Linked DNA regions of Mus musculus: regions 1 and 2 are each linked to region 3. Evidence: chromatin loops called from intact Hi-C (ENCODE). Cell type or tissue: heart. All regions are shown on one strand. Links, peaks and the distances in the headings refer to the core of each region. The heading gives the core; the rest is flanking DNA. Region 1 overlaps Cspg4 (chondroitin sulfate proteoglycan 4). Region 2 holds the start of Sin3a (transcriptional regulator, SIN3A (yeast)). Region 3 holds the start of Snupn (snurportin 1).

What was found. Peaks named below come from ENCODE experiments on the same cell type or tissue, not always from the same donor. Only the 100,000 strongest peaks of a DNase experiment are listed, where the experiment ranks them.
Region 1: a loop joins it to region 3, with 3 times the contacts of the local background. A loop is called at or near these places in 9 of 42 quality-filtered maps.
Region 2: a loop joins it to region 3, with 3 times the contacts of the local background. A loop is called at or near these places in 9 of 42 quality-filtered maps.

What each region holds. Positions count from the first base shown.
Region 1 is chr9:56,888,073-56,895,901 of GRCm38, forward strand. It overlaps Cspg4 (chondroitin sulfate proteoglycan 4), which reads left to right. Exons shown (of 10, transcript NM_139001.2): 3 at 1-714; 4 at 1,986-2,468; 5 at 2,918-3,094; 6 at 4,243-4,441; 7 at 4,545-4,679; 8 at 4,783-4,949. Among named protein-coding and RNA genes, the nearest start is that of Cspg4, 27 kb to the left of the region's middle. In heart, for the core only: CTCF peaks have their summits at 1,862 (motif pointing left) and 3,520 (motif pointing right); DNase peaks (open chromatin) are centred at 1,919, 2,979 and 3,639; H3K4me3 peaks cover 998 bases; H3K27ac peaks cover 1,077 bases; H3K27me3 peaks cover 871 bases.
Region 2 is chr9:57,072,301-57,080,129 of GRCm38, forward strand. It overlaps Sin3a (transcriptional regulator, SIN3A (yeast)), which reads left to right and starts at 4,076. Exons shown (of 22, transcript NM_011378.2): 1 at 4,076-4,330. 2700012I20Rik (RIKEN cDNA 2700012I20 gene) reads right to left here and starts at 3,749. Exons shown (of 2, transcript NR_152107.1): 1 at 3,658-3,749; 2 at 2,903-3,543. In heart, for the core only: CTCF peaks have their summits at 1,296, 2,146 and 3,587; DNase peaks (open chromatin) are centred at 2,101, 3,071, 3,951, 4,611 and 1 weaker place; H3K4me3 peaks cover 4,444 bases; H3K27ac peaks cover 4,031 bases.
Region 3 is chr9:56,946,839-56,954,667 of GRCm38, forward strand. It overlaps Snupn (snurportin 1), which reads left to right and starts at 4,070. Exons shown (of 9, transcript NM_178374.4): 1 at 4,070-4,115. In heart, for the core only: no CTCF peak of the experiment used is centred there; a DNase peak (open chromatin) is centred at 4,033; H3K4me3 peaks cover 2,213 bases; H3K27ac peaks cover 1,945 bases.

The DNA.
Region 1 (7,829 bases), core at 1,072-6,071, 59 kb before region 3:
GTCTTCCACGTGGCCCGGGGTGGACAGCGACTGCTGACTACAGATGATGTAGCCTTCAGCGATGCTGATTCAGGGTTCAGTGATGCGCAACTGGTGCTGACCCGCAAGGACCTCCTCTTTGGCAGCATTGTGGCTATGGAGGAGCCCACGAGGCCCATCTACCGGTTCACCCAAGAGGATCTCAGGAAGAAGCAAGTCCTGTTTGTGCACTCGGGGGCCGACCACGGCTGGCTCCAGCTGCAGGTGTCTGATGGGCAGCACCAGGCTACTGCCATGCTGGAGGTCCAAGCCTCAGAACCCTATCTTCACGTAGCCAATAGTTCTAGTCTCGTGGTTCCTCAAGGAGGCCAGGGCACCATTGACACTGCTGTGCTCCAGCTGGACACCAACCTGGACATACGAAGTGGAAATGAGGTCCACTACCATGTAACCGCTGGTCCTCAGTGGGGGCAGCTGCTCCGGGATGGCCAGTCAGTCACCTCCTTCTCCCAACGGGACTTGCTCGATGGGGCCATCCTCTACAGCCACAATGGCAGCCTCAGCCCCCAAGACACCCTGGCGTTTTCTGTGGCAGCAGGGCCAGTACACACTAACACCTTCCTACAAGTGACCATTGCCCTCGAGGGTCCCCTGGCCCCACTGCAACTGGTGCAGCACAAAAAGATCTACGTCTTCCAGGGGGAAGCGGCTGAGATCAGAAGGGACCAGCTAGAGGTAAGGCAGTGCACGAGGCCTGCCAAGCTGAGGGTACTTCCATGAGGGGGGCGTTCCTGTGGGGATGCAGGTCTTAGGAGTATTACAGCTTCAGTAGTCACCTGTATGTGTTGTAGTTCTGCATGTGTCTAGGAACATACACCTACCTGTTAAGTGTCACGCACCTCCAGAGATCACATATACATGTGTCCTTGCTATGGATAGCCGTGTAAAATCTGGGTTCCAGCCAGATCCACAGAATCTCTGAAGCAGAGACCAAGAGTGTATATCCTGTCACAGTCCCTATGAGGTTACCATGAGGGGTGACCTTTAGGAGCGCTGCCCCTCAGATCCACAGGTCCTTAGCTCTTTCCCTAGACTCCACAACAGAACTGTGAGGGCCTGTGATGGTGTCTGTTAACTCAGGGAGCTCACAGCGCAATGCTGACCAGCTGGCTCACTGCCTTACTGTGAAGGCCCAGTTTTGAGGCCCTTCCAGTTCTGAGTGTTTGGACTTTGAGAAAGACCATGACTAAACATGTCAGGAAGTGTCCACACCAGAGGAGGCAGCATATGAACCAAGCTTTGGTGGTGCACACCTTTAATCCCAGCACTCAGGAGGCAGAGGCAGGCAGAGCTCTTTGAATTCAAGGCCAACCTGGTCTATTAAGAGAGTTCCAGGCCAGACAAAAGAAGAGGTAGGAGAAGAGTGGAGAAAAGAGAAAAGTATGGAGTATGGACAGCAAAAAAAAGTAGCAGATGGCATTCCAAGCTAAAAGAATGGATTCTGGGGGCTAGAGAGATGGCTCAGTGGTTAAGGGCACTGACTGCTCTCCCAAGGGTCTTGAGTTCAAATCCCAGCGACCACATGCTGGCTCACAACCATCCGTAATGAAATCTGATGCCCTCTTCTGCTGTGTCTGAAGACAGCTGCGGTGTACTTACATATAAATCTTTAAAAAGTGTGTGTGTGGGGGGGGGTGTATTCTGCAAAGGCATAGAATCAGAAGTGCAGTGTAGTTTAAGAGTGGTGCTTAGACTTTTTTGTGTGGGTAGAGCAGGCATTGAAGGAGTACTCAGCCTCCTTTGGGGTGGACCAAATCAGCAAACTGCTTAAGACCTGGGAGCCTGTGCTGCTAGGTATGGTGAGAGCGCCCTCTTGTGGTATATAGTGTCAGCTATAGCAGATCCTGAGCAAAGCATTAGCCACACGTGGCGACCGAGCCTGTTCTGCCACCTGAGGTCCACAACAGCCTGTGACCCCGTTTGTCCCCATCGTCTCTGTTGACTAGGTGGTCCAGGAGGCAGTGCTGCCTGCCGACATCATGTTCTCGTTGAGAAGCCCCCCGAACGCCGGCTACCTGGTGATGGTGTCCCACGGCGCTTCAGCAGAGGAGCCGCCCAGCCTGGACCCTGTGCAGAGCTTCTCCCAGGAGGCAGTGAATTCAGGCCGGGTTCTCTACCTGCACTCTCGCCCTGGAGCCTGGAGTGATTCCTTCTCCCTGGATGTGGCCTCGGGCCTGGGTGATCCTCTTGAAGGCATCTCTGTGGAGCTGGAGGTGCTGCCCACAGTCATCCCCCTGGATGTTCAAAACTTCAGCGTTCCCGAGGGCGGCACCCGGACGCTGGCCCCTCCTCTGGTCCAGATCACTGGGCCTTACTTCCCCACGCTGCCAGGCCTTGTCCTGCAGGTGCTAGAGCCACCGCAGCACGGGGCCCTGCAGAAGGAGGATCATTCTCAAGATGGGAGCCTCAGCACCTTCTCCTGGAGAGAGGTACCGGAGACACCTGCGCCTCCTCGGCTCTAGTTACTGGCACTGCTTTATGCTTTAATTTCAGTCTTCCCCTGAGAAATGGAAACGTTGTTGTTTACACACACACACACACACACACACACACACACACACTTCTTTTTTTTTTAAGAATGTAATATATATCATTGCTCTATTCAGACACACCAGAAGAGGGCACCAGATCCCATTACACATGGTTATGAAACACCATGTGGTTGCAGGGAATTGAACTCAGGACCTCTGGAAGAGCAGTCAGTGCTCTTAACCACTGAGCCATCTCTCCACATACACACTTCTTACCTGTGGAAATGTGTTCTAAAGGGATCTGTCTCCTGTACCTAACAATGGGACGTTAAGGGTGCTGGTCCCAAGATCCCTGTTGAGTCTTGGGCTAGCTGAAGCCTGACAACCAATCCTGGGTCTCCTCATAGGTGGAAGAGCAGCTGATCCGCTACGTGCATGATGGAAGTGAGACACAGACAGACGCCTTTGTTCTGCTAGCTAATGCCTCAGAGATGGACCGCCAGAGCCAGCCCGTGGCCTTCACGATCACCATCCTTCCTGTTAATGACCAACCCCCTGTTCTCACCACAAACACAGGCCTGCAAGTGAGTTCACTCCTGAACCTATCCCATCTCTGGTCCCAGAAAGAGACTAGAGTCCCTTCTCTCTGGCTCAGTGTCATCCTCTGTGAAATGGGTTCACTACCACAAACTTGGAAGGAGAGATGTGATACAGTGCTGAAAACAAAACGCAGTTGTGAGGTTTTGTTACTGGGCAGTCTTGGTTTAGAAAGACCATCCTTGACCTTGCCTGTCCTTGGACCCACCTGTTCACAGAAAGGTTTTCCCTCATGTCTCAGGCCCAAAATACCTAAAGAAATGTATTATAAGTCCTGTATTGTGGGCTGCAGGTTGGGAGCTCGAGGGTCACAGCAAATAAAGATCACAACGAAGCTTCCCTATATATAGGCTGAGGGTCTAGATAACTAAGGGATGCCTAAGTTGGAAATGATGTGTGGTAAATTGGCCACTAGGTGGCAATATCCACCCATGTTAGCCCCCTGGAGTCCAACACTGGTTTTAACTTACTCTCGGACTCTGGGAGGGAGAAGCAGCTCCTGGGTTTTAGAAGGACGTTTTCTGAGATGAGGGCCTCGTACCCAGAATGGCCTCAGTGACTGGCCCTGTGCCACATGGAACAGGGCTCTGGAAGAAGACCTTGCCCTGCGTGGGTGGGTAGCCTATGGGGCCTCCCCTGCACTGCACGGGTGGATTCCTAGCCGATTCAGCTAGGAATCAGGAATCAGCTCTCCGCTCTCCGCCTCCCTCCCGAGCTTCAACTGGCAGGAGAGCCTATTTCTAAGTGTTCTGCGCTGGCCAACACCATTGCCTCTGTCCTGTGCCCACCCGCGCCAGATGGTATATGCCATGGCAGGAGGAAAGGGAAGGCCCCCCCACCAGGGAGACCCGGCAGCACCTTTGGTCAGGGACAGGGATCTCTGAAGTAAGGACCAAACAGGAACATTTCTAGGCAGGAGGTTGTGGTCTGGCTTTGAGGTACAATTAAGATCAGGGCTGGTGGAGAAGGAACCTGCGTGACAGAAAAGGAGAATGAGAAAGAAGGCTCAGAATGGCACAGGTGTCCATGACAGCCGGGCAGAGCAGGTTGGGGGCCTGGTGAAAGTCCAAGGGCCAGGAGGAAAGGGATGGAAAGGACACAATGTGGACAGGACTTTCACGGTCTGTGTCCCTAGATCTGGGAGGGGGCCATTGTGCCCATCCCTCCTGAGGCCCTCAGGGGAACAGACAATGATTCGGGCCCAGAAGACTTGGTCTACACCATCGAGCAGCCCAGCAACGGACGGATCGCCTTGAGGGTGGCACCAGACACCGAGGTCCACCGCTTCACACAGGCCCAGCTGGACAGTGGGCTTGTGCTGTTCTCACACAGAGGTGGGTGCTGAGAGGGTTCTCCAGCCTCCTGGGGTGGGGGTACCTTGAGGGGAGGGAGCTACCTTGGGCCAACAGGACCCAGCTCCACCCACCCTGTGCTCAGGAGCCCTGGAAGGAGGCTTCCACTTCGACCTCTCTGACGGCGCACACACTTCTCCTGGACATTTCTTCCGAGTGGTGGCCCAGAAGCAGGCACTCCTCTCCTTGGAGGGCACCCGGAAGTTGACCGTCTGTCCAGGTAGGTCTGCATGCTGGCTAGCCGAGGCAGAATGGAGGATGGTAGCCCAGGACCCTTGTCTGGGCTCCTGTCAAAAGCTAACAGGCTCCTCCATGCTTCACAGAGTCTGTGCAGCCGCTCAGCAGCCAGAGCCTGAGCGCCAGTTCCAGCACAGGCGCTGACCCTCGTCACCTGCTCTACCGGGTGGTAAGAGGCCCCCAGCTTGGCCGACTCCTCCATGCCCAGCAAGGAAGTGCAGAGGAGGTCTTGGTGAACTTCACCCAGGCTGAGGTAAGGGCCTCACTCCTCAGCCACCACACAGACCCCAACCTTACCTCAGGTGGCTGCCAGCTGGAGCATCCACCTCACTGGCAGCTAGCTTCTCTGGATCCTGTCCCAGCTCAGGGTTAGGCCTCCAGAAGGAAGCCACAGCTGGATCCCAGAGGCTGACAAGGGCCCAGGAAGGAGGGCCAGAGGCACCCCAGCGGCTGGTGAGGGCATGAGCTCACTTAGGCTGGACAGTTTGGGATAAAGTTGAGCTTGGGACTCAGGAAAGATGCCAGAGAATGTAAGCAAGCTGGATGCAGATGAGTCCCAGGCAGAGTGGGCCAGTCTGAGGGACACTGAGATCTACTCTTCGGAGCAGAGTCCCTAGGGCACACCAGGACCACCGATCAAAATTATAATTTCCAGCCGCATGTTGAGGCTGACTGAGCGGCTGAGATGCCAGGGCTGTCGGTGCTAACTAGTGTGAGCCAGCAGTCATCACTCTTCACGGATTGGTCCCCACAGGGTCTAAGGCACTGTGAGCAGCTCCTCTGGGCTACGGTAGAGCAAACAGCATGCTTGGTGCTCCCACCTAGAGGCCACGTGGTCACAGCATGACCCCTATTCTTTCTACATGAGCAGGATCCAAGAGAACATGGCTGGCCCTGCCACTGGATCTGCAGCACTATGGTGCTGCTCCAAGAACTTTCCAACAGGGCTTACCCTGACCCTTGAAAAGGGCAGGACCCACCTCCGGGTCCCTTTCCAGCACTCAGAGGCCTCCTGGGCCCCACAAGTTCCTTTCTACCCCATCAGGGTGTGCGCTCCTCCTGAGAAGTACTGGAACACAGAGGGGGGAGGTGCGGGGTGTGGGGGAGCAGCTCCCACCCAGCAGGTAGCTCAGAGGAGGAAGCTGCCTTAAAGAGGGTCAAGTAAGATTCCTCAGACCCTGCACTTCTTTTGCTTCTTTGGCTTCTGTTCTCACTTCTCCCAGGCCCTAGCATCTACCATAGCCCCTTTCTGACCCCTCCCCACAATGAAATCTGCCAGTGGCTAGGGCAGCTGTATGTCCTGAGTCACTGGGAGCCTTGTTATCAGAGTCCTGGAAGGAGGAGAGGCTGGGACAAAGCCACGGTGCCCCTCCCCCACCCAGCAGCACACACACACCCCCCCCCCATGCTCCAGTAACACGAAGGACACAAGGCTGTGGCCACCAGGGGGCCAGACTGGCAGTGCCACCCAAGAAGGCTGGAAAGAGGCTACGTGGCACAGACACCCTCCTCCCCTGGCAGAGGTCAGGCAGCAGTAGGCAGTGGATTGACAGACAGTACCACTGCCCTTCAAGACACTGGGCTAGAAGGGCTCAGGTAACCTCAGTTTGTAGATAAAGAAGTGCATATGCAGTCTGGTGACTTTTATTCAGTATCATGGCTCGTAAGAAGCAAGACCAGGATTAAGCCTTGAGTTCCCTTCACCTAAGGATACTGTCCCCGCACCTGGCCCGAGTTTTGCCTTTTGCTCGCTAGGGCCTTCTCGTACAGGAGCACCAACAGGCAGCCAGGTGTCACGCTGACCTCCACCACCACTGCTGGGGGCAGGGGAGGGGCTCCATTTCCCACCATGCCCACCAGCAGCCTAGACTAGAGGTTACTTACAACTGACAGCCTTCAATCCTTTAGGACACATCTGGCCCACATCAGTTGTCACCGCTGAAGCCTTAGGAAAGTTCTCAGGAACCTGATAAACCAATTCTTTAAAAGCCTGTACTCCTTCTCGAAGCAAATCGCTGAGGGGACGCCCCTCCCTTAACGCAGATCAGCTCCCGGTGTAGACAACACAACCCGACTGCAGCGCTCTGGGACTCTGAGATGGCTCACTCACAACCACCCCACTCCGTTTCTGGTTTACTATCGTGCAAGCCCTGATTTGCTGGAAGGAAAATCTTTCTGCGTTTCCCTCCTAAAAGGGGAAAACAGAGGTAGAGCATGAGGGTGTGTCTTGATCAGAAGGGGCAGGAAACAGATTTCTTTACAGAAACAAAGAATACTACTTGGGCTTGAACATAAACTCGGAGGCCCTAAAGAATGGGTCATAAAGTTGATGTGAGGTCTCCTGGATACCAATGGAGTCTTCGTGATCAGTTAGTGGAGCTGATGCAGCAGTGAGCAGAACTGGCCTCAATCTGGCACAGTGGCACACACCAGCGTCTTGGGAGGCTGAGGCAGGAGAATCACTCGAGCTTGGGAGGTCAAGGCCAGCCTGGGCAACATAGTAAGACCCTTGTTCAAAACAAAAGCAGGAAACTAATCGAATGTTTTCAAAGGCTCACCCTGTGTTAGGACTGTAGAGGCGGTGGGCCGAGGCCTTGAGCAGAACAGGAGCGAGAAAACGTTTGCAGTAACCCAGGTAGGACCTGGGTGGGGAGGGAGAAAGGAGCTAAGGAGCCAAGGAAGTCTCTGGGTTTTCCCTGAGCCACTCAACAGCAGAGCTGCTGTCATGGCGATAGAGTCTCAGGTGAGGCCACTGGGGCACATCTGGGCCTAGCTACAGAGCTTGAAACATTCAATAGACATCAGTGGAGCAAAAGACACAGGTGGATATTTGAGACTGGGGTTCCGGTGAGAGTAAGCTGGGCTGTAGATCCTGGTAAAGACCATTTGAGGCTCTGAGATTGCATGGAGTAGGTAGGGCAGGGACTGACCGTGCCACAGGATGCTGGGGAGCAGGACCCGCAGAGATGATGAGATCTGAGGAGACCCAAAAAGAACATCACATCCCGGAAGTTTCATCTTGTCAGTCGATGCTCAGCGGTCAGAGAGACCTGAGCCAGTCAGTCTCTGGCTCTAATGCACAGGGCCTGTTAGTGCCATTGATGACATCATGGGAACAAAATCCTGAGTGGAT
Region 2 (7,829 bases), core at 1,263-6,262, 130 kb after region 3:
GGGGGCTGGCCCGGCCTGGGTCGCCCTCGCGCCGGCCGCGCCGCCCAATTTATTTTACCAAGCAGTCGGTTTCGATAGGTTTAGGAAGCTCATTGGGGAATGGGCCAGCAGAAGACCAACTGCTCTTGTAAATGCTTTAAAAATATTTTAAAAAATAATTATAAAGAAGAAAAAGAGGGAAGAGGGCCCTGGTTGCGGCGAGCGGCCTCGGCAGGGGGCGGCGGCCGCAGCCTGGCCAGTCGGGCCCACCGAGCTCACGGTGTCCGGAGTTGGTCGACCGCTGGAGTTTAAGAGCAAGCCGGGCCCCACGGTCTTTCTCCGCTAACCACGCTGGGCGAGTGCAGTGGCCGCCCTGAGCGTTTGCTTCTGCCGGCAAACTTGGAAGGGTCGTGGGCGCGCTCTGGGGAGGCGCGGGCACCGTGGGCCCGCGGTTGTTAAGGACTCTGGGGGCGGGGGCAATGGCTGTATTTGCCGGAGGAGACTTGGGGCGGGAGAGGTTCCAGCCACTAGCCTGGGAGCTGCCGGTGTGTCCGAACACGGCATTTTAGCAAGTACTCGGCTGCAGAACCGGCTAGACTGCGGTCCGGCGTGGAGCGCTTGCTGAGTGTAGAAAAGCTCTAGGAACTCGGCGGATTCAATTCGCGGCCCCAGCTGATCCCCTCGCAAACATGGAGCTGCCTCCTTCCCCGCCCACCTCACGGCCGCGGCGGCTGCTCCCCCTCCCTGAGTAGTGTGTGTGCTGCCGGGGCTCCCTCTTCCGCGAGGTGCCGCTGCGTGCCACAGGGCCGCGTACGGGGAGGGGGCAGCCTTGTGCGCGCGCGCGCTCACGAAGGGGTGGCCTGAAAGGGGCAGTGAAGGTCGGAAACTGGGAAAACAGACTCCACGCTTGGAATAGGGAAAAGGAAATGCATCAGCGGGCGGGGAGGGGCGCGCCTGTCAGCCGGATGGCGGCTGCGGGCCGAGAGGCGGGGCACCGGAGCAAACTGCGTGCAGTGGCGGTGCAGGCGGGGAGGGCAGGCGCAGGGCCAGTTCTCGAAATGCGCGGCCATCTCTGCCTCCATTGCCTGGCCAAGACTGTTTACTATCTCTTGCAGGGAGCTTGTGCAACCGGCCTGGAGGGGACCCGAGAGGGGCGGGGACATTTCCTCTTCCACCCACTTTGGGTTCTCCAGAGGCTCCGCCTTCTCTTGTCTTTCACTGGTTGGATTCGAGTCCCTCTTTCCCTTCTCGTGTATGCATTGGATGATATTCTCTAGAGCTCCGCCTATCGGGAGGTTGGACTGGAGTTTAAGTTGCTAAAATTTTTTTTCTTCGAAGGGCGGAGGGAGGATTCCTGGGGCTTACGTGAGGTACAAGCCCCCGTCCCTGTTTCTGATTGGCGAATTGGATAGGCCTTCCCCTTCTGGGGTAAGCTAGGAGGAGACGTTCTCCTCCCTGCCCCCCCTTTCTCGTGAGCGCGCTCAGCACATGGTTGAGGCCCTTTTAGCTCCCTGCAACTTCCCTCCCGCCCGGAAGTCTCAGGCTCCGCGCCCTTAGTTAGGGGGGCGGGGAAAGCCTTGGAGGCACACAAAGATTCTTCCGAGTCTAGGGATCGGCTAGCCTTCGAGGTGAAGCCCGACAATTGCGCTGTTACTCCAGAAAGCATCGCTCCAGGGCTGCTGCACGGAGGGGAGGGAATGAGTTCTACCCTCCAGCCCGATCAACTTTTGCTGTTTTTCTCCGTGCCCCTTGACTTCCTTAAATTTAAGTTTCAGAAAGCTTGGACATTGGCCGCATCCTTAATTCCTTGTGCAAGGCAATCTTGATCCTTAGTCGGCGGAATCTAAGATTATGACAACCTAGTAATGGAACCTTTGGCAAGATCTACGATACCTCGGTCGCTGCAGTCAAGGGAAGTCCGTGAGGCTCATTTCTAGCAAGGATTCGGGGGTGTTTGTTGATACCGTGGTGGGAGTGCTGTACATTGTATGGTAGGTACCCAGCCTGGTGGGTAAGGCAGTTCAGTTAAGGATAGGCATCTGTCAGTTTTGGAGTGCTACTTCAGCCTGGAACGGTTTGGCTAGTTTTTCTTATTTTAGAGCACTGTCCTGGAACAGGGCTTGGCTTGGCTACCGGTGTGGCTGCTCCCACCTGTCGGCCACTCTTGGAGTTCACAACTCTTTACTATGGCCTCACGCCGTGAAGCCATCCTAGGAGTTAGACCCACCTGTTGCCAACACTTGTTTATGGCAGTCTCCGCAGGATTTACAGGAGGACAGTATTGGATTTACGAAACGGTTCCCCGGTGTCGTATCTCCTGGGGACACTCGACTCTAGGGAGGTTCCCTCTCCCCCTTTTGCTCTAGAATGCGGTAAGACTAATCCCACCTAACCTCTCATGGCACAGCGAAAGCCTCCCCAAAGCAAGGTCGGCATCGGGCCCACGCCTTACTAGTGAATAAATAAAAGAACTAGGTCTTTATTATTATTATTATTATTAATTAATTAATGTATTATATGTAAGTACACTGTAGTTGTCTTCAGACACTCCAGAAGAGAGCATCAGATTCCATTACGGATGGTTGTGAGCCACCATGTGGTTGCTGGGATTTGAACTCAGGACCTTTGGAAGAGCAGACGGCGTTCTTAGCCGCTGAGCCATCTCACCAGCCCAAGAACTAGGTATTTCAAAGCACTTTTTGTGTTCAGGCATTGTTACTTACCCAGAAGGCTTAGAGACCGCCATTAACTCACTCTGCTAAGGAGGAATGCCCACCCCCCTTTTTTTTGAAGGGCTGGCCTTAGGGTTCCTAAATTCAGACTATTCCTGCCCTTTCGCGAATGGTTGCGATTACAGCCCTTCCCCTTGAACAGTCATTCTTAAGACCATATCCTTCACACAATCTGGAATTTTTACTCCTTCTGTGAACGTAAGTGCACACTCAAGGTTTATTTATGCAGTGGTCTGTGTGAGGTTTTCAGCCTCTCTTCCTCCAGTTTAAAATGTCCCTGGATCTACCCGACCAATAGAGTATACATTTTCCCTTCATGCTCCGCCTTCCGGAGGCTTGCCCAGGCGGTGACATTTAAAGGCCTCCGCTGGGTTATCTCCGCCCCCTGAGGGCTGCAGATTCTGGTTGTCCCAGTGTCACAGTATTCAGTCAGCCCTAGTGACCAGCTAGTAATATCTGGGCTTTTGGATCAGATTAGAGCTCCAGACCTTAATTTTGGAGTCGGCTTGCTGAAAGTAGCTGCTGAGTGCTCCAGATGGCTGTGTTTAGAAGACCGTGAAAGTGTAAAAATAAGTGGGTAGGAAGGACAAGGCTTTCTGTCATTGTTTTGGTTAATTCTCCACGGCGGGTAATACTACTGCCTTTTCCTTTTCAAATCTCAAAGCCTCGGGTTTCGGCCGCTGAGCTCCCCGCCATCTCCGATCCCGGCCTTGGAACGCTGAGGTTCAGTCTCCAGTGTAAACATTCCACAAAAGGACTGCTAAGGTTCAGCATCCTCGCGCAGGGCGGAATGGTCTCCTTCCTGGACCGGCGCCGTGTCCAATGGCGGCTCCTACCGGCGCCAAGATAGTCCAATCAGATCATTGGGGGCGGGGCCTGGCCCAGCCGTGTAGTGGGTGGAGTCGGCCTCACTTAAGGACATTTTTACCCCACATTGGTTACTTACCTTCCTGGGGCTATGAGAGAAGCAAAGGTAGTCTTCCAATGCAGGGACCGGCGGAGGCGGGAGCCGATTTGTTAGGCCTGTGGCTGGGGCGGTATGGGGAGGGATATGTGAGACTCTCCAATGAGATGTGAAGAGGTACTCCTCTTCCTCCAATAGTATTAGAGCCCGGAGGAGGGATTCGGCAATCAGTCTCCAATAGGCGGGGTTGAGTTAGGGACTCTCCCCGCCAATAGGGGCGTGGAGAAGGTGAGCGGCTCGCTCTCCCCTCCCAGCGAGGGAAGAGGGCGGGAGTAGGTCTTTGCGGCATAGTGATTGGCTAAACCATTGACGGATGGGTAATATATCCCGTGGCGGAGCGAGGTTAAGCCTTCCCTCGGCGGGGCGGGCCGGGAGAGTGGGCGGGATTTCCCGGGTAACAGAGAAGCGGCCGCGGCGGTAGAGGCGGCAGAGACGGTTTCTCCATCTTCCCCCCTCCCCTTCCCCCCTTAGAGTTTCCCTCCCTCCCTCCCTCCTTCCCAGTCTGGGCACCCAGGCCTGTGACCGCTTCGTGGGCGCAAAGGAGGTTGCCAGTCCGCTCTTGCGGGCCTGTGCCCGCGCCGTTCCGGGGCCTCCGTGCTGGGTGCGAGGCTCACGCCGGGAGCGACGCACAGGCTGAGTGGCTGGAGCTTTTGCGGTGAGAGCACGCCGCACCGCGGTCCGCCCAGCAGCTGGGTGGCGGGTAACCCGGGACTGGAGGGCGTGTGTTTTTCGGGGGGGCTGACCTCGGCTTCCCGTGCGTGGCTGTGGGGGGCGGAGCGGAGCCGCACTCAGTGCGGGAGGGGGAGGAGAGCGTAGTCCCGGTGCGCACGGAGGGGCGGGTCCTAGTCCCGCCGATCAGAGGCGGGGCCGGCGCGCGTGCGGTGGTGGAGAAAGGGGCGGGACGGGCTCGCGCTAAAGGCCCGCGGCTGTGACCCCGCCCCTTCTCCCTTATGGGCGGGACCACTGGCTGAACTGCTTTGGGTCCGCGGGGCGTGCGGGACGGGAAGAGGGTCCCGGCGTGTGGCTTTCAGGGCGCGGTGGCGAGGGGGCGTGAAGCCTGTGTTCCCCCGCCTTAGCGGGATCCGGTTGGCCGGAAGGCGCGTCCGGGGCTGTGATGCCACGCCCCTCCCGCCCCGCCCCCTCCGGGATTTCCGCCTCCTTAGCAGTGAAGAGGAGCTGGGGAAAGCCCGCTGTGGCGTCTGGCAGGGGGTCAGGGCTCCGTGTCTGCTCCTCCCAGCATCCCCGTGGGTGGGAGGGCCCCTTGTAGACTGGGAACGGTGGAGGTGTCCGGACTTTATGCTGTGGCTTCTTCATCCATTCTGCTTGGGGCATCGTGGCCCGTAGCTGTAGTCTTCTACTTTGCTTCACACACCATGGATGGCGCCTTAACAGCTAGGGAGAGTAGAAGCGTGGTCAGCTGCTCCTCTTCGTTGTAATTATTGGGACGAGATACTCAGCGTCCTCTCTGGAGTGTCTGCGGTGGGGTGCGGCTGGTGCTGTGCCCTTGCTTCCCCGACAGTGGCCGGTGGGGGAGGGGCAGAGTGATCAGGGACTGGAATTGTGGAGGGCGCCAACCTTCCCTGGAGTTCCCTTGATGTTCAGCTACTGCGCCTTTACGGGTTGATACCTAAAAATTGCTACCATTTTTGGTAGCTTAGGACTTTAAACTCAGTTTACCATTTGAGCTCCTAACAAATCTGAGATTTTATTTCTAGAGAAAGTATTGAATTTATGATTGTAAGTGATGGAGTGAGTTTAGGGCACATAAGCATTGCTTCACCGCTAGGCTATACCCCAAGGCTAAATTTTTTTTTTTTAAGTCAAAGATTTAACTCTCTTTAAGTAAAATACTCTGATTTCTTGACTGATTTCACCTACAGAAGGTTTTGTTACATAAGCTTAGTTTCACAAAGGTAACTTAGAATTTTGTGTTCTCTTTTGGTTTTATGTAACTTCTAGTCCTTAAAGCTTCATGTTGCTCTTTTTAGATACTAAGTAGGTTGAACTGTATGAAACCTATGTGTAGCATAGCTTACCGGCCTGTGTTAGAGAGTTACTTTGGCCATTGTTGGTTTACTGCACATGTAACCATATTAGATGATCTTACTCGAGAACTTCATGAAAAGTGAACATCGAATTCTTAATTTATGTATTGATATCTGAGTATGTGTAAACCACTTTTAAAAAAGATTTATGTTAAAGTGTGTGTGTGTGGGGGGGGGCAGAATAGGATGTTAGATCTCCTGTAGGTGGAGATAACAGGTGGTTCTGAGCCACCTGACATGGAACCCAACTTAGGTCCTTTTACAGGAGCAGTCTGCACTGAGCCATCTCTCTAATCTCATAGTCATGTGTAATTTCTGAAGCTAAATTCTGGATTTGTTCTTTGTTCAGTAGAGGCTGAAAACTGTGCCCTGTGCTGTACTTAATGAAGAGGTTAAATATTCACTTTTCAGCTAAAGAAGTGACACCAGCCATGGTAACAGAATGGAGGTGGAGCCCAAAAGATAAGGACTTGGATGTACTACAGATGGAGTACACTTAAAACGCTAGAAGAGAATTCTTTGGCTTTGAGGAAAGTTTGACCAACCCATAGTTAATTTTACCAATTGAAGTACAGTTTGGAAAATCAGATGACTTAATTCATACCTTTTTTTTTTTTTCTTGTTTTTGAAACAAAGTTTAGCCCTGGGTGTCCTAGAGTTCACCCTGTAGTCTAGGCTGGACTCAGACTAAGAGACCTGCTTGCCTCTGCCCCCCAAACACTAGGATTAAAGGCATGTGCCACCACTGCTGAGCATAATTCTTATGTTTATAGAATGTGTATAATAGGTTGTGTACTGGAGTCACAAGTCCTAGGCTTTGAAATTTCAAGAACCTTGTTTTTGCTTGTTTTTTTTCTCCTATCCATCAGTATACGTTTGTTATTTTTGCATACTAGCATTTAGGAGGCTAAGCAGACTAAGTGGTGAAGAGTGAGTATTACTCTAAGAAAACCTGAGTTCAGTTTTCAGCAACCATGTCAACCTGTATCTCAGGCTCCAAGTACTGACACCTCCGGCCTCTAGGACACAGACACGGGTGCACACCCCCACATCCATACACACAGTGAAAAATAACAGAAATACAGCTTTGAAAAATAAACTGTTAATACTTTTAAATTCAGGCCTTAAGTCGTGTGCATAAGGAAGTTTTTTCTTTTTTTAAGACTTGAGATTGGTATTTGACAAGATTCCTGGTAAAGCACAGCCATCTTGACAGTGCAGCAAATATCCTGAAAGGTTACCCAGGGCAGCTGTAGCCGGGAAACTTTACTTAGAATTCAGAGGTTGTGTTCACGGTCTTCAGTAATCTAGTATAGTGTTTTCCCCCCACTAAAAGTATGTCAAACTATATCTTTTGAATGTTCTTTTAAAAAGTTAGTGCTTGAGCCGGTCGTGGTGGCGCACGCCTTTAATCCCAGCACCCGGGAGGCAAAGGCAGGCAGATTTCTGAGTTCGAGGCCAGCCTGGTCTACAGAGTGAGTTCCAGGACAGCCAGGGCGATACAGAGAAACCCTGTCTCAAAAAAAGATAGTGCTTGGTTTTTCAAATAATAGCTTCCCTTTTGTAATAAGGGTTTATATTTATTGAACTTGGACTCTGCACCTGGTACTGCCAGGCACTGCTCATTCGCTAATGTGTTTGATTGTATGTGCATGCATGTATGGATGGATGTCTGTTAGTGGTATACACCCATGTAGCTTTGAAGTTTTGTGGCAGCTTTGAGTTGTGGATTGGTGGGCTGCTCGTTTATCTGAACTTGCTCTGGAGCACAGCCTGCCTAGAACTCAGTGATTCTCTTGTCTTGGCCTCAGCTAGGGTTACATCTCTGTTTTGAAATGCATGCTTTACAAGTGAAGGTGGCTCATGAGGTAGCTTCTTCAATGGGTAAGGACACCCGCCACGCAATCGCTTAAGACTAAGTTAGATCCCAGGAATCCACTGTGGAAGGAGACAGCTAACTCCCGAACGCCGTCCTCTGACTATCACATCTGTGCAACCTTTCTAAGAATAACTAAATTAAACATTTAAAGACAACAAGGTGAGGGCTGGGGAAGTACCTGTCAGTAAAAATGCCGCTGAAGCAAGAAGACGTCCTATTCCTGGGACATG
Region 3 (7,829 bases), core at 1,347-6,346:
GAATTTATGAAATTCCTAGGCAAATGGTTGAACCTGGAGGGCATTATCCTGAGTGAGGTAACCCAATCACAAAAGAACTCAAATAATATGTACTCACTGATAAGTGGATATTAGCCCAGAAACTTAGAATACCCAATATATAAGTTACAATTTGTAAAACACATGAAACTCAAGAAGAACGAAGACCAAAGTATGGACACTTTGCCCCTTAGAATTGGGAACAAAACACCCATGGAAGGAGTTACAGAGACAAAGTTTGGAGCTGAGACAAAAGGATGGACCATCTAGAGACTGCCATATCCAGGGATCCATCCCATAATCAGCCTCCAAACGCTGACACCATTGCATATACTAGCAAGATTTTGCTGATGGGACCCTGATATAGCTGTCTCTAGAGAGACTACGCCAGGGCCTAGCAAACACATAACTGGATGCTCACAGTCAGCTATTGAATGGATCACAGGGCCCCCAATGTAGGAGCTAGAGAAAATACCCAAGGAGCTAAAGGGATCTGCAACCCTATAGGTGGAACAACATTATGAACTAACCAGTACCCCGGAGCTCTTGACTCTAGCTGCATATGTATCAAAAGATGGCCATCACTGGAAAGAAAGGCCCATTGGACACGCAAACTTTATAAGCCCCAGTACAGGGAAACGCCAGGGCCAAAAAGTGGGAGTGGGGGGGAGGGTATGGGGGACTTTTGGGATAGCATTGGAAATGTAAATGAGGAAAATACCTAATTTTTTTAAAAAAAGAAAAAAAAAAGGGTATATATGCAGATGCTCTATCTGCATGTACACTTGCATGCCAGAAGAGGGCACCAGATCCCGTTATAGATGGTTGAGAACTCAGAGTCATTCAGAAAATGGGTCAGTTCCCATAGGTACTGGCAGTATGTGTGAGTGGCACCTTGGTGTGGTAAGTTTGCATACATTCTCACAATTATATACTGACACACACATCCATATTGACATATGCATATGGAGCAAAAGACCAAGCACCGGTGCAGAAAGAACTCACACATTCTGGATGAAAAATGCGCTCCAATCTTTATTGCATAGAGAAAGAAAAGGCTTCTACCCTTTTAATGCTAAGTGAATTAAACCCGTGTTTTTAAGAAAAAGAGCTTTGTTCCGTTTAATAAAACTAAACCTGCCTTGTCCTCACCATGGGACCTGTTCTGTCCCATGGTAAGGAGAAGCCTGCCTGCTCCTTCTGCTCTCTGTGACATCTTCTTTTTTCCTCTTTCCCTCTGCATTCTGCACATTGCTCTCTTAGTATTTTATGTTACCTATAATTTCCAAGTTATTCCACTCTGCATTCTCCTTCTAATATAAAAAGTGTTGTCTAAAAACTTCTCCTCGGGGGCTGGTGAGATGGCTCAATGAGTAAGAGCACCCGACTGCTCTTCCGAAGGTCAGGAGTTCAAATCTCAGCAACCACATGGTGGCTCACAACCATCCGTAATGAGATCTGACTCCCTCTTCTGGTGTGTCTGAAGACAGCTACAGTGTACTTACATATAATAAATAAATAAATCTTAAAAAAAAAAAAACCTCTCCTCAGCCCAGTTCCTCTCTCAGCTCAGTTCTCACCTCCGTTCCTCTCACCTCAGTCCCTCAAATCTGACTCTTTGTCCTCAGACCTTAAACATCTTTAAGATTACATGATCATATGTTAAAAAGTACATCAAAAGTTCACATAGAAAATCAAATATAAATTGAAATAGAAGTTTACAACAGATTGTTTCCATGCATATCCATTAGGAGTAGTTATCTAGCTAAACATCCATCACTTGTCTCAGCTCCACAGGTTCACCGAAGGTTTAAAACCACAACTAAAAGCCGGGCGTGGTGGCGCACGCCTTTGATCCCAGCACTGGAGAGGCAAAGGCAGGCGGATTTCTGAGTTCGAGGCCAGCCTGGTCTACAAAGTGAGCTCCAGGACAGCCAGGGCTATACAGAGAAACCCTGTCTCAAAAAAAAAAAAAAAAAAAAAAACCCACAACTAAGTTATAAGTCAAGTTTTGTATAGATAAACCCAGTCAATATCTTATCTTCTGTCCTAGCACCTGTAATAAATCGTTAGTTCCCCTTTTATAATCTTTGGGTAATTGTTTTACAACCTCTTGGAATGTAGGAGAAAGTCTGGTTACCATCTAAGAGCAATTAACTGGTGACACTAGGGAGACTGGCAGAGTTCTCATTGCAGTTTTGACTATCAGAAAAGGACCTAATAGCAGTCCTATTATAAAAGAGCTTAATAGTCATGGATATAATTTTAGGAATTCTTATAGGATCATTATTAAGACTTAAGTCATCTATTTGTCTATATAGCATCACTAGAAGATAGTACAACTTCGTTGATTTACAGAGATCTACTCCAAAGGGGTGTGCTACTACTTAGTGATTGTTATATATATTTAATAATAACAGGAGAAGCATATTAATAGCAGGAATCTCTCCTAAAATGAGTCCCTTACAGCCTCGCTTAATAAGGGCTCACCTGTCACAAATTATATAATAATCCGAGCCGGGTGGTGGTGGCGCACGCCTTTAATTCCAGCACTTGGGAGGCAGAGGCAGGCGGATTTCTGAGTTCGAGGCCAGCCTGGTCTACAAAGTGAGTTCCAGGACAGCCAGGGCTATACAGAGAAACCCTGTCTCGAAAAACCAAAAAAAAAAAAAAAAAAAAAGAAAAGAAAAAATAATAATAATCCGAAGCAGGCCACTTCAGGATGATCAACTGCTAGTTATTAGCTTGTCCCATTATGGTTCCTGACAACCCTGGCCAAATTACTCCCCCACCACCACCCACAGGGCTCCTGACTTTCCAGGAACTCTGCAGACCAGGCTGTCCTTTAACTTAGAGATCTGCCTTTCTCTGCCTCTTGAAAGCTGGCATTAAAGGCATGTGCTAGCACTACCAGCCAGTCCTGCTTTCACCCCCTGTTGTTCGATTACAGGGTGGTGCCACTGCAAGTTTAGCGCAGGCTATACAAACACATTGATTGCTGAGCAACATCCCTAGCCACACCCCAGTTCATTGAGGTGTTAGAAGCAACGCATCTGGCTCACATTATAAGCATTAAGTAGCAAGTCCTGTTTTCATTTTACATGCTAGAAGTCTTACCCTGCAGACACGATGTATGGGTTTGCTTAGGGTCTCCTAAATCTCGGTCACTCATGTAACTACTTTCAAACCGGACTAAGTGCTGCACTCAAATGCTGAACGTTACCTATCAGGAATCGAGCCAGGTCCCTTTCCGCGTCATGTTAGAAAGGAGAATAGGGATAGCAGTGGTGGCGCACGCCTGCACGCCTTTAATCCCAGCACTCGGGAGGCAGAAGCAGGCGGATTTCAGAGTTCGAGGCCAGCCTGGTCTACAAAGTGAGTTCCAGGACAGCCAGGGCTATACAAAGAAAGAGAGAGAGAGAGAGAGAGAGAGAGAGAGAGAGAGAGAGAGAGGAAGAGAGAGAGAAAGAGAGAGAAAGAGAGAGAGAAAGAGAAAGAGAGAGAAAGAAAGAAAGAAAGAAAGAAAGAAAAAGAAAGAAAGAGAGAAGAGAGAGAAAGGAGAGAGAGAAAGAGAGAGAGAAAGAAAGAAAGAAAGAGAAAGAAAGAAAGAAAGAAAGAAAGAAAGAAAGAAAGAAAGAAAGAAAGAAAGGGAAAGGAAAAAGGAAGGGAAGAAACGTTTATTAGTTCGAAACCTGAAAGCCATTCAGAAAATCGCACAAGCAAGACAAAAGGGCTGTCAGTGCAACTCTCGAGTTTGGGCACACCCGGAGAGGTGGCGGCCACGAAGTCACGGTTTTGTCAGTGAAAGGATCCGGGGCAAGTTTGCGATCAGTACTGAAGGCTCCGTATCGCGGACAATCTCGCTAGAATCCCGAAAAAGCCTAAACCAAATCTGGAAGCCCCTCCCTAGGGAGAAGAGTCGCTCAGTTCAGGGCGGAAGTAATGTCCTGCCCGACTCAACTCCCGCGATGCACCACGGTAGGCGGAGCCGGAAGTTCGAGTGCAAGCTTGAGCGGGGCGTGTCTAGCTCCGCTAAGGCACCTAATTGGTCAGTCGGCACAGGCACTGGCGGCGTGCGCGAGTGGTACGGACGTGCGGTAAGTCTGGCCCTGTCTAGTTTGGCGTTCTCTCAGCCGCAAGCTCAAACTTCTTCTGATGACCCAGGGCTGGCTTCGCAGCCGTTACCTGGGGAGGCTGGCCAGTCTTGGGGACTTGGACTTGGCCATATTTTTGTCGTTGTATTCCAGGCAGTCTGGCTCAAACTCATGAGGAACATTTATGTGTGGCAGGGAGAATTCTGTAACCGAAAGACAAACGACTCCATTGCTAGAGAGACAGTAGCGGGGAGGGCGGCAGAGTTCACGGACGTGTGGTGGGAGCATCTATTGGGCTGGAGAAGAGGCTTGGGTGAGCCTGACACTTAGGAATTAGTTCGCTTCTTTTCCTCGGCCTCCTGCCTTGCTGCCATTGCAGGTGTATGACACGTAAGGTCCTGTTAGGGATCATTTCTATGGCATACTTCAGGATACCTTGACGGGGAAGCTCAGTAATTATCTACTGAATACTCCCGGTTATTTTACAAACACTCTGATGCACACCTTAAATCCACACTGATAATAGTCACTTTTAACAAATTTTCTTAGAAAGTATTCTTAGCCGGGTGTGGTGGTTGCATACCTTTAATCTCAGCACTCAGAAGGCAGGCAGGTCTCTATGAGTTCGAGGCCAGCCTGGACTACAAGGAGAGTTCCAGGACAGAAAACCTGTCCCCAAAACAAAACAAAACAGAAAAAAAAAAAAGTATTTTTAATGTCTTAGGATATAGGAATGCAGCTTTCTTCTTTTTCTCCTGGGTTTCAGACCCAAGGCTTGGTGCAAATATGGTGCGCACTTTGGCAAGTACTTTACCAAGTGGAGGTATGGCACCATCCTTTGTTCTTTTATTTGTTTATTTTCCTATATGCATATGTGTATGTGTGTTTTGCCTACATGTCTGCACACCACATGGGTGCCATGCTGGGAAGAAAGTCAGAAGAGAGTTCCAGTTAGTTCCCTGGAATTGGTTTACAGGTGGTCATGAATTACCACATGAAACCCAGGTCCTCTGGAAGAGCAACCAGTACTCTCTTTTTTTTTTTTTTTTTTAACTAGTGCTGTGTGTGTTTTTAAGATTTATTTATTTTTATTTATATGAGTACACTGCAACTGTCTTCAGACACACACTAGAAGAGTGCATCAGATCTCATTACAGATGGTTGTGAGCCACCATGTGGTTGCTGGGAATTGAACTCAGGACCTCTGGCAGAGCAGTCAGTGCTCTGAACCGCCAAGCCATCTCTCCAGCCCCGCAACCAGTACTTTTAACCTAATGGCTGAACCATCTCTCCAGTACCCTTCCACCCTGTCCTATCCTGTCCTGTGCATTCTTGCAAGATGGAAACAGTTGATAACAGTGTAAAGGTACTTCCCACTGCAGAACTGTATATTTGAATGGTTAAGATGCTCACTAACCTCACTCCATCCCCAAATCAATCAAAACCAAGCACTGTCACTGGGCTACAAAGCCAGCTGCTTAGCTACATTGACGGACCAGATTGCAGAACTGGGAATTGGACCTAGGGACATCACACATGCAATGGAAACACTCCTCTATTGAGTTATAATTCCAGCTACCCCCTTTAAAAAACGATTTAGTTTATTACGTGCCTCACTATATGTATGTGTGCCATGTGCTTGTCTAGTGCTCACAGAGGCCAGAAGAGAGTATCAGATTTGTTGTGAGCCACTGTGTTGGTGCTGGGGATTGAATCTAATTCCTCCGTAAGAGTGACAAGTGCTCCTAGCTCCTGAGCCATTTCTCCAGCCTGTTTTTTTTTTTTTTTTTTTTTTTTTGAGACAGGGTCTCAATAGACCCACACATATCTAGAATTCCCTAAGAATCTGAGACTGACTTTGAATTGCTGGTCCGCCCTTCCTGCCATCCTCCATGATCCCCCCCAGTGCTGGGATTTTAGGTATTGGTGAGCCTGGTTCCAACCTGTTTTCTTTTTCTTTCTGAGATAATTAAGGTCTTGCCAGGTTAGCAGGCTGGTTGTGCGCTTACTCTGTAGCCCATCCAGGCCTTTAACTTGTCATCCTCATTCCTCACCCTGTGAAGTGAGGTCATGATATTATAGGTGTGAATCACCACATTTTTGTTGTTTGAGAACACGGTCTCTCTAGTGTATTCCTGACTGTCTTGGAGCTCATTATATAAACCAGCCTGGCCTTCAGTTTGCAGTGATCCTTCTGGGTGCTGTGGTTATGTGACTGTGCTTCTGTACCTGGCTACCACCTTTTTAGTCACGTGTTCTCCCTGTTGTACCTTTCTCCCAGCCTTCTTTCTGCTCTCCTGTCACATATGTTCTCCCCCAAACCCCTGTTTTTTTTTTTTTTAAACATCTTTTTTACCCCCACATTTTTTTATTAGATATTTTTTTCATTTACTTTTTTTTTTGGTTTTTCAAGACAGGGCTTCTCTGTGTAGCCCTGGCTGTCCTGGAACTCACTCTGTAGACCAGGCTAGCCTCGAACTCAGAACTCCACCTGCCTCTGCCTCCCAAGTGCTGGGCTTAAAGGTGTGCACCACCACACCCTGCTATCAATTATTATCATTACCTCACTTAAAACAATGCTTTATAGATCCAGGGTCTCATGTTAGTCAGCCCTGCGTGGCCTGGAACTCACAAAGATCTGCCTCCCAAGTGCTGGGATTAAAGGTGTGCTAACCTGGCTGTTGTGTGCCATATTTTTATCACCTCTTCTGTTCCATTTCTAAGCTGGTCCCATTTCTTTGGTATTGTGAATAATGCAGCAATAAACATGGATCTGCACATGTCTGTAACTCCAGTTCCAGGGACCTGATGCCCTCTTCTGGCCTCTGATTGCATCAGGCTTGTTCATGTTGCATGTATATACACACAGGCAAAACACTCATACATAGAAAATGGAAAATAAAAGTAAGTCTTTTTAAAGAGGGAGAGGACCAAAAAATAAAAATAAAAAAATTAAAAATAAAAAAAGCCACCACCACCAAAAAACCCCACACATAACAGGAAAGCAGAAAGAAGGCTGGGAAGACATAGCCTCCTTTGGGTATACATCCAGAAGCAGTGTCTTCGTTAGCTTTTTGTTTTTGTTTTGTTTTGTTTTTCTTCAAAACAGGGTTTCTCTGTATAGCCCTGGCTGTCCTGGAACTCACTTTGTAGACCAAGCTGACCTCGAACTCAGAAATCCGCCTATGTCTGCCTCCCAAGTGCTGGGATTAAAAGCGTGTGCCACCACACCCACCCTTAGTTAGCTTTTTATTTCTGTAATAAAACACTATAACCAAAATCAACTTAAAGAGAAAAGGGTTTACAATTCCAGCTAACAGTCTGTCACTGAGGGAGTGAGGGCAGTAACTTGGAGGCAGAAACTGATGCAGAGGCTATGGAGGAATTTTCCTTATTGGCTTGCTTTTCAAGGCTTACTCAGCCTCATTTCTTGTAGCACGAAGGATCACCTACCTGCCCGAGGGCACTGCCCATAGTGGACTGGGTCAAGAAAAGTACCACAACCAAACATTAGACAGAGCTCGAGAAGTCTTGTGGAAGAGTTGGGGAGAAGGATTGAAGAACCCAGAGGGGATGGGGACTCCATAAGACCAATAGAGTAAATTAACCCGGTACCTAGGGAGACTTTCCATTCTCAGGGGTGAAGGAGAGGGAGGACTGGGAGGCTGGGAGGGTGTTGTGATCAGGATGTAAAATGAATAAATACATTAATTAATT